2 separate regions of the Mus musculus genome follow, and region 2 is linked to region 1. Evidence: chromatin contacts called from ENCODE Hi-C or POLR2A ChIA-PET data. All regions are on one chromosome and are shown on one strand. The core of a region is the stretch at or near the end of the contact, and the rest is flanking DNA. Distances in the headings are between cores, read along the strand shown.

What was found. A loop is a pair of places that touch in the nucleus more often than their neighbours do. ChIA-PET counts read pairs that join two places held with the same protein, here RNA polymerase II (POLR2A).
Region 2: a loop to region 1 is called in a map of heart, with 2.0 times the contacts of the local background. The contact joins the enhancer-like site here to the promoter of Klf10 in region 1. A Hi-C loop is called at or near these places in 3 of 37 maps with a recorded cell type or tissue (gastrocnemius and heart). POLR2A ChIA-PET finds 5 or more read pairs at or near these places in 3 of 5 experiments (Patski and embryonic stem cell).

What each region holds. Positions count from the first base shown.
Region 1 is chr15:38,297,932-38,304,539 of GRCm38, forward strand. Klf10 (Kruppel-like factor 10) reads right to left here and starts at 2,780. Exons shown (of 4, transcript NM_013692.3): 1 at 2,628-2,780. The coding sequence starts at 2,663. Gm35248 (a long non-coding RNA gene) reads left to right here and starts at 816. Exons shown (of 3, transcript XR_001781645.2): 1 at 816-890.
Region 2 is chr15:38,340,233-38,346,840 of GRCm38, forward strand. It overlaps Gm35248 (a long non-coding RNA gene), which reads left to right. Exons shown (of 3, transcript XR_001781645.2): 3 at 2,543-2,907. Among named protein-coding and RNA genes, the nearest start is that of Gm41306, 23 kb to the right of the region's middle. Within about 2 kb of position 2,666, at least 1 of the 3 ENCODE cell types and tissues checked has a DNase peak (open chromatin) inside an H3K27ac peak, as active enhancers do; it is gastrocnemius, where a contact is called at or near this core.

The sequences.
Region 1 (6,608 bases), core at 1,530-4,029:
CAAGGTTAAAGGCCACCTTATTACCAGTAAGGGAATTAAGACGAATGTCTTAAAATGTAATTTGACTTAAACTACTTCCAGGTTAAAGTGGTATCTAGTTACCTAAAGTCTGAAATTGGTAACTTCATCACATACGGTGGAGATTGAGTAAAATAAGTGGACACACACAAATACAGCCAGGCATGGTGGGATACATGTATAATCTCAGGAATGTGGAGGCCAAGAAGTTGGAAGTTGCATCTCAAAATGCAAAACACACAAAGCAACCAAAGAGGAAAAAAATATTTTATTTTGGTCAAGTCTCAATCTCTTAATATCTATGATTTTTATCAGATTTATTAAACACAATGCTTTTCTGTACCATAAGGGACCAGACAGGCATAAAATATGTTCTTGGGATATGCAAAAACAAACAAACAAAAAACCCCGAGTACAAGTTGGTTTTAATTTAATTAAAACATGATTTGATAACCGATCATGCTCTGTGTGCAACACCTTCGACCTAATGTCTCACATTAAAAGTTCCATGACCTGAATTTCAAAAGAATCACCAACCATCTCTACTTTCCTCTTAAAAAGAACTTCCAAATTCTTCTGGTTAAAGTAGAGGTTGCAAAAATTATGAAAAGCCTCATAAAGTGGGGGAGCCTGGAATATAAGGCTCCAGGCCAACTCTGGCTATATAACTAGTTCAGGGCCAGCCTGAACTCATAAAGACAAAGCAAAAACCTAATACATAAATAAAATGGCAATGATAATCTTAACGCTTTTCTAAAAATGCCTATCTTCCTGCTGAGTGTGGGAAAACAAGACACGGTTCTTGAAACATCACTAACAATGTAATTGCATAATCGTTCGCGCCTTTATGTAAGCTGCAATGGATGAAGACTGTAAGTGTAAAAAGCCTATAGTCACCAACTCAAAGAAAGAGGGGTGGGAAAAAAGGCAGCCAGGGGTGAAGAATGTGAGCCGGGAGGGGAAGCCGGGAGGGAGCGAAGAGCTGGTGCGAGGCAGGAAAGGGAAGCCGGGTGGAGGCAGAAGCGAGGCGGGGCGGGGCGGGGCGGGGCGCGGGAGGCCGGCGGGGGAGATCCTCGCTGGCGGGGACCGACCGATGGGGCCGCCCTAACCTCAATGAGGCTGGCGGGTGAGTCACCGGGAACACTGCCCGCCGCGCGCACGTCCCCGCGCCCCGCCCCTGCCATTGGCCGGCCGGCCCGCGGCCCGCGTCCGGATTGGCTGGGCGGGCAGGGTGGGGGCGCGAGGAGGAGGGGGCGAGGCATGTGAACAAAGCGTGATCAGCGACTGCTCCGGGCGGCGCAGGAAACGTGAACTGGGAATTGCCGCGCCGTCACCTTTCCCCTACTTCCTGAGCACGGGCCCCCGCCCCCGCTCGGCCGGGGAGGGGCCGCGGGCGCCGCCGCCAACCGCTCGCCAGTGCGCGCCGGGCGGCGCGAGGGCTGGGCGGTGTCGGCTCCCGAGTCGCCCGCCCCTTCCACCTCCTCCGAGCCGCGGTTCCCTTAGGAACCGACAGCAGGGCCGGGCCTCGTTCCCGCCCCTGGCGGAGGCCGGGGCTGGGTCACTCGGGGACGAGAAGCTCCCCGGGTGCACCCGTTCGCCGCCCATCCCTGGCCTCCGCCTCGGCTGCGGGAGGTGGGGCCGGGTCCCCGCGGAAGCCCGACCGCCGCCCTCCTCCTGCTCGCCGCCTCCGGGGAGCGGCCGGAGCCTGGGGCACTCCGCCCACTCGGCCCGCGGGACCTCAGCCTACCCGCATCTGCAGCATTCGTCCGACTGCTGTTTCCGGCAGCCTGAGCCCCCGCAAGCAGTCTCTGCAGGCTCCCAGACGTGCGGCGCCCACAGCACGGGCTCCAGGCGCGCGGCCCCACGGTTCCCGCCTCGACACGCGGCCCCCGCGTCTCGCGGTCCCGACTCCCCCGCCAAGCTGTCGGGCTCCAAGGCAGGACCCTGCCCCCTGCCAAGAGTAATCTATAGGCAGCCACCTGCCTCCGCCTCGGATGGGGAGTCCCCTCCCGACGTCTGCGGGGGCGCCGCGGCTCCCCTGGCGGCCGCAGAGTCCGCGTGCCTTCCATACCCCGCGCGAAGCCGGCCATCCCCTCCCCCAGCCCCGGGCTAGCCCAGCCCCGCGGTCTCCACCTGGCAGGGTTTCCCCCTCCCCCGAAGAGCAGGCGCCCTCCTCTCGGCTAGGCAGACCGTGAGTAGTCCTTGTCACCCCGGGTCGCATTCCTGGTGCAGACAGGGGCATCTCCCGCCAGAGCCAGGTGCAGGGCGCCCCCTCCATCTAAACCGCGCTTCCAGGGAGACAGCCCCTCCAGCTCACTCGTCTCCTGGGGTCTCCCTGAGAGTCCTCCTTGTCTCCTGGATACCCAGGATCGCTCTCCCCTGGTCCAGGTCCCAGGCTTCTTCCGACCCTTTTTTTTTTTTTTTTTTTTTTTTTTTTTTTTTGCACATGCCCTCGATGATATTCCAGCCTGCAGGGAGGAAATCCCTTGCAAGACCCCGCTGCAGCCTGGGTTCTCAGGCGTGGCTTATTTAGGGGCTCATGCTTCGCGCTCCGGCTGGCTCCCCTACACTGACCGGCAGGAAAGGACCAGCATCCTCAGGTAACTTACCGAAGCTTGCTGGAGAGAAGCGCCGAAGTTGAGCATGGTTGGCTGCCTGGCCGCAGGTCGCGAGCTGCCTGGCTGCTGGCTGCTTAGTTAGCCACAGACGGGAGCACTGAGACACTAGACGTCGACGCCACCGCGCTCCGCGCTGTCTGCCCCCCTCCCCGTGCAGGTAGCCGCTCTGCCTGCCCCGCGCCGCGGGCGGGGTAGAGGGCGGGGCCTAGTGTCGACCAATCAGCGGCAAAGGTGTGTGAGGCCTCAGCCAATGAGCTGGCAGAGCCACGCGTGATCAGCGGCTGCCCGGCTGCAAGAGGCTCTGTCAGTGGAGCGTGTACACAACCCGAGGCACCGTGTTCCCTCGGTCCAGCCCCGGGGAACTCCGGGGACCACCTGACTCCGTGACGCCCCTCGCCCAACCCTAGCCTTCAGTCCTCCGCCCATGCCCGGGGGCGGCGCCGGCGGCGGGGCATAGCTGGGAGGCGCGGTGGCGGCGACTAGGCTTTGCGGAGAGCCGGCCCCACGTGGGGGGTGGGAAGGGAAGCCCGCTCCGCCCAGTCCCCTTCGCGCCCACAGCGTCTGGGCCCGCCAGGGAGTGGGCGGGACCCCGAGCAGGAGGCGGAGGCGGAGGCTGCGAGCGCGGCTCCGAGCCACCAGACGTTCTTTGGCAGCGTGGTTCTCGTGGGTCTTGCGTGGAAGCAAGGGATGGATGAACCACTGAGCGGCATTTCTGAGCATTTGCCGGGTTTTGTCACTCTAAGCCGGAGGACTGGGGAGAACCAGGGCGAGATGGTGGCGGCGGGAGCCCTGTCACGGAACAGACACCTGCTCGCACTCACCGCCCACGCCCAAGGCGGCAGGCGCTGGCTCGTCCTCCCATCTGCAGCACAGGCACTAGCAGCAGGGCCCGCCTCTGCGCGTCCCTCCCGTCCTTCTGGGCGGTTGGAGTGGGGACTAAGGGAAGCCGGTACCAAAGAGCTAGTGGCGTGGCAGGGAGCCCCAGACCCGACGCTCGGTGGCAGAATCGAGTTTGAGTTTGATGTAGTTGAAGTTTAAAATACAATGTTCGAGCTATTTCCAAGGTGGACTCCACTTCCCCCACCCGCGGGACCACAGTCTTCGCCGACGCCCTACCAAGAAACCGCTTGAGGGGATGGGGTGAGGAAAGCATGCTTGCAGGTGGGATTCCTGACCCGGTCAAACATCGAGTTCCTGTCCCTGCCCCCTCCACCGCTCCAGGGATTGAGGGCAAGCTGAGCTTCTTAGGGAAGCCAGCTTGTGGGTGCAGCAGCCCGGCTGAGGCTGTAGCCTCCTAGTCTGAGAGCTCTTGGCTCCTCGTTGGCGCCCTATTGCCCCGCCCCCTCGCCCGTTTGTGCGGGTTCACGGCAGCTGTTGGAGCCGGAGGGAGTGATAACGGGGCTTAAAGCAAACTAGAGATTTTTATCTTCTCCCTGGGACAGGCAGATCATGAGACAAAAGTCACTGCCCTCCTGTGGGCTTTTTCAGCCTGCTGGGCTAAAAGGGCTAAAGCAGGTGCCCTTTCTCAGTCACCACAGACTAGGTAAAGGAGGGAATTTGTTTTAGAGGCCTCCAGCTCTACCAACATCTATCTGATGGTTCCTTCTGGTATACCTAAAGCCAGCCAGCAACAAATGTAATGATAATAACGTGGGCCAGAGAAGCCCTGGGTGGGGGTGGGAGTGGGGGAAGATGACTGAATGGCCTCCTGTCACTGCCTGCTCTGAATCCGCTGGAGGAGCGCCAACTCAGCAACCCAGGCAGCTCTTCCTGCCTCTCTCCACCCGGTGCCCTGCTTCTGTCTGCAGGAGTGTCCTTCCCTGCAGGCTTCCTTCCGCTTGGGCTGGCCCATCCTGTTGATCTGAGTCTGAAGGGCTGGAGCAGCTGGCCTGGGCACCTGCTGCAGCGCAGGAAGCTCTTGTGTGTGCCCAGTGGCAGGCCTGCCTGCCTGCCTTCCTGTCAGGGAGCCGCCTCCGGGAGAGGTCACAGCCAGACCCACCAAGCCTGAACCCTGTGTCTGGCGTGGTGCCCCCACACCCACTCTGCAGGCTGAGTTGTAAGGAGCGTTTGGGACTTGGAGTGATCACAGCAGGAAAGAGGAGAGAAAGGGGTAGGAGAAACTGGGTAGTGGTGACCTGGAGATTCAGAGAAAGCCTTCCCCAGGCACTTCAGACCTAATATCGCCAAATCTAAAACTCCTCTTTCTTTGTGGTCTTAAGGGGTGATCATTGCCAGTCTAGCCACAGTTGCCTCCCTCCCTCAAAAACTTAAGTGAGATCTAGTTAGTCCCCAGCTCTAGACAGCTTTGCCTCAGAAACACCTACTTACTGTTTGTTTTACAAGGTACTCTGTCTGCCTGTCTTCACCCCCCTCCCCCCATTTTGTCTTCAGTAACAGGGTCTCACTATGCAGCCCTGGCTGGCTGACAAATTCTGTGTAGCCCTGGCTACCTAGACAACCCTCCTGCCACAGCCTCCCAAGTACTGGGCTAATGGGCACCAGGCAGGCACTTGGCTCAGTGTTTCACCTCTAGCTTGCACGAAGCTATTTCTGTCTGTAATCCCAGGACATCCACCCACATCACAACTTGTTTTCCAGAGCCCAGATGCCATGCTTAAACTTAAGATCACAACAATCCCTACTTAAATAAATTACCTTTGTCTATTGTTATCGGGAGATAAAAGGCTACCCCTTTATGAGCTAGGGGTCTCCAGCTACTCATTCAACTTTTCAGCCTTTTAGTAAGTTCTTCCCTTGCCCAGAGCCATCATACAGTGCATACATCTCCATGCCACACCCCCATTCAATAAGCACTGTCCTTCAGGCCTCTGTTCACTGATGCATTCAACCAATGTTATTGAGCATCTGCGTATTCTAGGCCGGCCAGTAGACTGGTCTCGAGCTCTTGAATCTTCTGCCTTTATCTGCCAACTACTGGGATCACAAGGGTGTGCCACATGGGAGGCTAAGACAAGATTGTCATAAATGAGACCAGCCTGGGCTACATAGTTTCAGGTGGAGACTGACTACTGAAGAATTTACAGGCTATGGAATGACACAAGACTTGGTGCAAAGAGAGGCTAGACTCTCTTGGAAGAGATGCTTTTTTTTTTTTTTTCTGAAGGCCCCTTTTCTCTCTGGTTTCAGTGTTTCCTTGCCATGTTGGTGAAGCCTTCCTTGATAGCTCCAGGCTGAATTATTTGCCTGCCTCTCCTCCAAAGCAATGTTATAAGTAAGGAGATATATATATATATATATATATATATATATATATATATATATATGTTATTGCAAAACCCTTTTATAGTATTGAATCCTGCCCACACCCCACTCAGATCTAAACTCCTATAAGACAGTGGTCATTTCATAATGTCCCTTCATATATACACTCAAGCTGGCCTGGAACTCTCAGCAAGCCTCCTGCCTCAGCTCCTGAAGTGCTGTGATCACCGACATGAGCTGTTGTGCCCAGTTCCATAGTTATCTTTCTTATTTACTATTTGTTCTTTAATAGGTACTTGATACATTTTTCCCAATGAATTAAATAAAATACTAGATTGTTTCTGAAGACCCCATGGGATTGCAGACAATGTGGGCCAATATGTGAGTGGAAGTACGAGTCCTTCCAAACCCTTCTCTTAGATTGTGCTGTTACAAGGCCCTTCATAGATGTAGTCATCTTGGGCATGAATAAGAGAGGAGACTTAATTTGGCTGTAGGAAGTGATACCTCAGATGCTGACCCTTATTGCTAATGGTGTTGGTTTCCCTTCAGTCAGAATATTGAAGATAGAGACTCCCCAGTTCAGATACTGATCTTAGAACACATTGTACCTACCAGCGAGCTTCTCTTTGCTCTGTACAGTCACCAAGTCTCATCCTTGTTCATCCCTTTTTGGCTGTACCACATGTCAGGCATTAGTGAACACTGGAGAACCATCATAAAAACATTCCCTGTGTTGAAGGAACTTCT
Region 2 (6,608 bases), core at 1,416-3,915, 42 kb after region 1:
AGGACCCTTAACTCCACCGGCAGAAAGGAGTCTTAGAGCTTGCCTTTAAGGTGTACTGTGGGAGAGATAAAAAGGCCAGCAAGAGAACATACCAAATGGCAACTTGACCTTTCCCACATGCCCACAGACAGTCAAATGTGCCAGGTACTCCCTGGTCTTGGAGGATACTTTTCTCTGGGCTGGTGAAGACATTCTCCACTACCAACAAAGGGGCTCAGACAGTCTCTGCTCTCCTCCTCCGTGAGATCATCCCTTGATTTGGAATCCCAGCCTCCCTCCAGTCTGGCAGTGGTCCTAAGTTCACCTTCCAAGTTTCCCAAACCCTATCTAAAGCCTTCAGCATCCCTTTGTATTTCATATCCCATATCACCCCCAGTCCTCAGGGACGACAGAACAGACTAACTCTTCCTTAAGAACCACCCTTGTCAAACTGTTACAGGAACTTCACCTCAAATGGGACAAGTTCCTACCACTGGCCCTTTTCAGGGTTCTCCTCAAGGGACCTCGTTCCATCTCACCCTTTGAGCTCATGTATGGACGACTGTTTCTGACTGTCTGTCTTTCACCCAAACCCTCTCCGTTCCCTGATCACGTACTCACTCTCTTACTCTGTTATCTCTGCTCCCTCCCTCCTATGCAACTTTACTGACTGCTGTCTGTCCCAGCCACTGCTAACTCCTATCTGCCACTAATCAACATTGAAGAGCCGGTCTTTCTGTGTCTTCTGGACCATTGTCCTTCACCCCTTTCTCCTAAATGGCAAGGCCCCTTCAAAGTGATTCTTGTGACCCCCACATCTGCTAAGCTTGAGTGACCCTCATTGGATCCCCCACTTCAGAATAACTTCCCTTCCAACAGGACCACTCTCCCTTAAGCTTTAGAGGATGTTGGGACTAACACCTTGTCTCCAGTTCCAGAAGAATGAGGCTTCACTCTGGCAGCCATGCTCGACCCAATTAGATTAGATATGGGTTTTTCCTCCTCTCTCTTGTTTGTTTCTGTCCTGGGTAACCCTTACATACGGAGATTCAAAGTTCAGGAAACCCTCATTTATAACAAACAGTTTCTCTGAATAGGGTTTGAAAGTCGCTCTATAGCCAGATGCCAGGAGCCTACTGAAACTTACATCACCCCATATCCACCTTTCCTTCTGTGTTCAGGTACTTTTTGTTTGCTCCCTCTTTGACTAGACAGAAAGTTACGGTAAAGGATGGACAGACAGATATGGACTGCCCATACTGGTCTTGCCAATTCCATTCACCGATAGTAAAGAGAAATTACCTTCTCTGTCTACAATGCAAGACCCTCTTCTCTATCTGGGACCCAAGGAATCCCAGGTGGAAAAGGCTGTTGATGGTAAACGCTACAGCCAGTACAAACCCAGGTTCCCAATAAGCACAATTAATACCCAGAGAAAATATGTTCCGATTGCCCAACCGCTAGCGATAGGGAAAGTAGGTGATTACTTCTTGGACATTTGCTCTCTTACTATACTATAAGCCTGTCATTTTGTCTCTTGCTGCAGGCTCTGACCTCAACCTATTAGCTCCTTAATTTAATGTCATGTAACCTGGCCACTTAGGAGATTGCTGGCTGTATGTGCCTCCCGGGACTAGTTCACAACTGCCACTTACAGCTTCTCCAGTGACCCTGTCCAGTAACCTCACCTCACTGTTCACCAACTGCCCCAACCCTGGCGTGGCCCTGGTGTTGCTCACTACCTTTTCCCTATCACCCTCTCTGGCATGGCAAACTGTTTTAAGGCATCTGAGACATGTTCCGAGGGAGACTGCAACAAAATAATAACTTTCAATACCTCATCTCTGTCCCAGAGCCCTACAGTCTAGAACATTTCAATTCCCTGTGGTACCCAGGTCTACCATTGCCTACCTGCTAGTCAGCCAAGAGTTTGCTCACTGGTGTTTTTCTTCTCCAAGTAGGGGGTGACACATGGAGAAGAGGCCCTACCTGTCCCAGTCCTGGACTCCATAGCCGCCTGGCATGATAAAAGGGCAGTTCGAATCTTGCCCCTACTGGCTGTTGCAGGAATGACCACGGGTGTCACCACTGACAGTAGGACTGGCCACCTCCCTAACCTTGTATGGTCAGTTTTCTTCCTAGTTTATCCAGGATCTGTAGCAAGTCACCCAAACTATACTCACTCTCCAAGGATAGATCAATTCCCGGGCAGCGATGGTACTTCAAACTGATGGGAACTAGACCTTCTCACAGAGGAAAAAGGTGGCCTTTGCCTCTTCCTCCAAGAGGGATACTGCTTCTATGTCAACCAGTTGGCATAGTAAAAGAAACAAGAGCCAACAGCTCCAGACAGACCTCCAGAAGCATAAGGAAAAACTCAGTGCCTCCAGCCCCTGGGCCTTTGGCAACCCCATATGGAAGTGGATTCTGCCTTCCTGACCTCGCTTCCTCTCATCTTTCTGCTTTTGCTATTCACACTCTGCATTATCAATTTCTTCTCTGCATTTCTCCAATGACAAATGGAAAAATTTCCAGCCAAGTAATTAATCTGTTGCTTTTACAGGACTGCCAACTGCTGGCCACGGAGCTGGAGGCTAACAACTGTCAAGTGTGCCCTGACAGTGAAGACCAACTGCACCCCAGAAATGATGACACCCTCAGACAGCAGGAAGTAGCCTAAGGAACCAATGTTCCCATCCCTGCCTCACCATCTCTCCCCTTCTAGTTCCTTCTCTTTATAAGAAACCAAAGGGAGCAGCCTGAGGGGCCTGGTGACAGCAGGACACATCATCACTAGCTGCCAGGAGGTGACACATTCCTCCTGTCACTTGTCCCACAGCCCCTGATAAAAGCCCTTTTCCCTTCATCTCTTCCAGAGGCAGCCTGTGTATCCCCTCCCTTCCCCCTGAATAAACCTCCCATGTGAAACCTGCTGCATGGTGCGACTTTATGGACCCTGCCTCACAGATCCAACACACACGCACCACAGTGCATATACATCTAACACACACACACACACACACACACACATACACACACACACACACACATACACACACACACACACACATGTAACTGAACTTAGTAATCTTTTTCTAACAATAGCATTATATGGTTGTAGTCCTTCAGTTCTGTGTGGCTCCTTTGTATGATTGTCTTGGCCCTCTTATATTTATGCTTCATCTGCAGAACTGATACTGGGACTGGGGGAGGTGAAGAGACATGCCAAGGCCACAGGGCTGGTGAATGTTAAGCTGAACACTTGAACCCAAGTTTCAGGCACCTTGCCTTTCACAAAGTCCTTGTGCCTCTTCAGTGAGGACAGAACAAGGAACTTCATTTGGACGAGTTGTACCATTTCCAGAGGAACCCAGGCCTCTTGTCTTGGTTGATGTTCTATTGCTGTGAAGACACCATGATTACAGGAATGGCTTACAGTTTAGAGGTTTGGCCCATCATCATCATGGGGGTAAGCACAGCAGATGAGTGTGTCTGGACCACAGGCTTTGCCAGAGCTTTCAAGAAAGATAAACTAACTGGGCCCTTTCTGCCCAAGAGAAAGCTCCTTTAACTGTTCTTTTTTGTTCTCCAGACCCAGAGGGCTCTCCCCAGCCACCCCACCCCCATCTGTTTGTGCTGAGATCAAGTAAACAACTTCCATCCAGGAAGGGTTAGGAGCAAATTGGGAATTCTCTTTCAGAAGCACAAGTTGATTGGGAACAATTCCGGATGACTAGTTATGACTTCAAGGGGAATTCACAGAGTTATACAGTTTTGGAAGAGAGGCCCTGCTTATAAACTGGGTCATCTCACAGCTCTGCGTCTAATAATTTAATTAGCTCCATACATAGCGAGACCTTATCAGTTTCAGCGCGGCATGGCAAATTGATGGTTTTGCAATCAGCGTGTGGAAGGCTTGGCAGTCTTTCCTGTGAATAGCAGTTGCCTCCTGTGGCGGTGCCATAGAGGTTGGGTGTACTCCGGGCTCCCCTGGGGTTCCCCAGCAAATCCTCTTAGAGTCACTCCACATACACCACTCACCTGTTTTCCACTTGATCTCAAGTCAGAAAATTCTTCATTTCAGCCAAGACTAGTATGTGTAATTGTGTACATATGCATGTGTGTTCATGTGCATAGAGCTGTGCATGTGTGTGCCTGTGGATGCCTGGAGGACAACCAGGCACTGTTCTCAGATACTGTCTGTCCACCAGTGGCCCTGAGATTGCCCAGTGGGTCAGCCCAGCTGGCCAGCGAGCCCTGGAAACCTTCCTGTTCCTGCTTTCCTAGTATTGGGGTGACAGCGAGAGTCCCTCTTCCCACCCCCAGTTTATTCAGATCAATTTGGGGTATTGTTTGTTTGTTTTTATACCTGTTTTGTGGGGAGGGGACACATGTGCCACAGTGTGCATGTGGAGGTCTGAGATCAGGTTGCCCTGATTTTTCCTCTCCTTCTGCCATGTGGGTTCTGGGCATTGAACTCAGGTTGTCAAGTTTGAGGGTAAGTGCCAGAGGAGCCATCTTGCTGCCTCTTAGGATTTTAGAAGCTAATACCGCTGACTTACTTGGAGGAGCGGAGTCTGAACAGACACCGCAGAGAGACTGGCAAGTCCCCCTGACCTACCTCCCACCACGGCCCTCTGTTCTTGCTCAGCGTTGCTCATCCAGACTTTCTCTGCTCTGAACAATTCTATTTGCCGTTTGTGCTGGAATAGTTTAAATATTGCCATGACATAACTACGTCAGGATTTATCACCACTAAAAATGTACTACAAATATAATGTGACACTGTTGTTACACTGAACCAGGCATTCCTTCTCATTTAATATCCCGTCTAAGGATATTTAATTCCTTCTCATTTAGTATCCCGTATGTCCCTTTAAAAATGTGTTTTATTTTTATTTTTATTTTTTTATTTTGCTGGCTTATTTGAAGAGAACCCAATGAGCTTCACGTATAAAACTTCTTGAGTCCTATTAAACAGCACAGTCCTCAACTGTGGTGGGTCATTTTGATTATTGTCCCAACTGGATGGAGAAACACTCAGGAGTCTAGTAAAGATCACTGCTGTGTGTTTCTGTGAAGAAGTTTCTAGAAAGGATTAGCTGGAGGGGAACCACTGCTACCCACTCACTCTCCCCTGCCCTGACTGAGTATATGCAATATCATGCCATAGATCTCATAGGCTGGGGCCAAGGGATAAAGGTAGGCTCTCTCTCTCTCTCTCTCTCTCTCTCCTGTGTGTGTGTGTGTGTGTGTGTGTGTGTTTCTGCCTGTCTCTCACTTGGTCCTCTTCTTTGTCTATGTCTCTGTCTCTCTGATGTGTGTGTATCTGTCTTTCTTGCTCTCTGTATCTCTCTGTCTCTTGCTCCATCTCTTCTCTATGTCTGTCTCTCTGTCTCTTCGTCTCTCGCTGCTTCCTTCCTGATCTACCAGCCAGACCTGCCCATGCTTAAAGTTGCCGTCAGGGCTTATGTGGACATAAGCCATTTTGGATCAGGGTTGTCCAGACAAACAGATTTATTAGACACTAGACAAATAAACTTAAGATGCTGTTAGTTGTGATTTCCTATTTATAGCACCTGATTTCGCTTTCTAATTTTTCAGTGTCATCTGACAGCTCTTCCCTCCTGTCTAGAAATGATTGGTCCACTCAGGAGAGAGCAGTTATATAGTGACATTCTCTAGGCTGGTGAGCTAGTATGCTGTATTTGTTTATTTGATTCTTTCTTTGTTTAGTGACAGGGTGTTAGTGCTGGCCTTACCTTTAAGTCTTCCCACCTTTGCCACCCAAATACTACAATTTACAGCTTTGCCCCATCGCACCTGGCTTCAGTTGGAGTCTTGCACTATGTCATTGTGACTGAGCTGGGTTTGTTTTGCCCAATGTGTAGTACACGCCAACACTGAAATGAATGACAAGAGCAGACCTCCCAGGGATAGAGCAGCCTGCCTCCCAGGGATAGAGCAGCCTGCCTCCCAGGGATGGATGGAGCAGACCTGCCTCCCAGGGATGGATGGAGCAGACCTGCCTCCCAGGGATAGAGAGAGAGCTGTGGCTATTTCTGAGACAGGGGGGGGGGGCGCTGAGGTTACCAAGGCCAGCAGAGGTACATCGTCTAAATGTTCTGTCCAGGCTTTCCTTGGCTTCAGCCCACCATGACTCTAGACTGGCTCCATTAGGAAATCAAACGTTTGTTCATTTACTGGCTAGTTTTGTGTCAACTTGACACAGCTGGAGTTATCACAGAGAAAGGAGCTTCAGTTGGGGAAATGCCTCCATGAGATCCAGCTGTAAGGCATTTTCTCAATTAGTGATCAAGGGGGAAAGGCCCCCTGTGGGTGGGACCAGCTCTGGGCTGGTAGTCTTGGGTTCTATAGGAGAGCAGGCTGAGCAAGCCAGGGGAAGCAAGCCAGTAATGAACATCCCTCCATGGCCTCTGCATCAGCTCCTGCTTCCTGACCTGCTTGAGATCCAGTCCTGACTTCCTTTGGTGATGAACAGCAGTATGGAAGTGTAAGCCGAATAAACCCTTTCCTCCCCAACTTGCATCTTGGTCATGATGTTTGTGCAGGAATAGAAACCCTGACTAAGACATGTGGCTTTAGTCTACTTGGTCTTATTTTGTTTT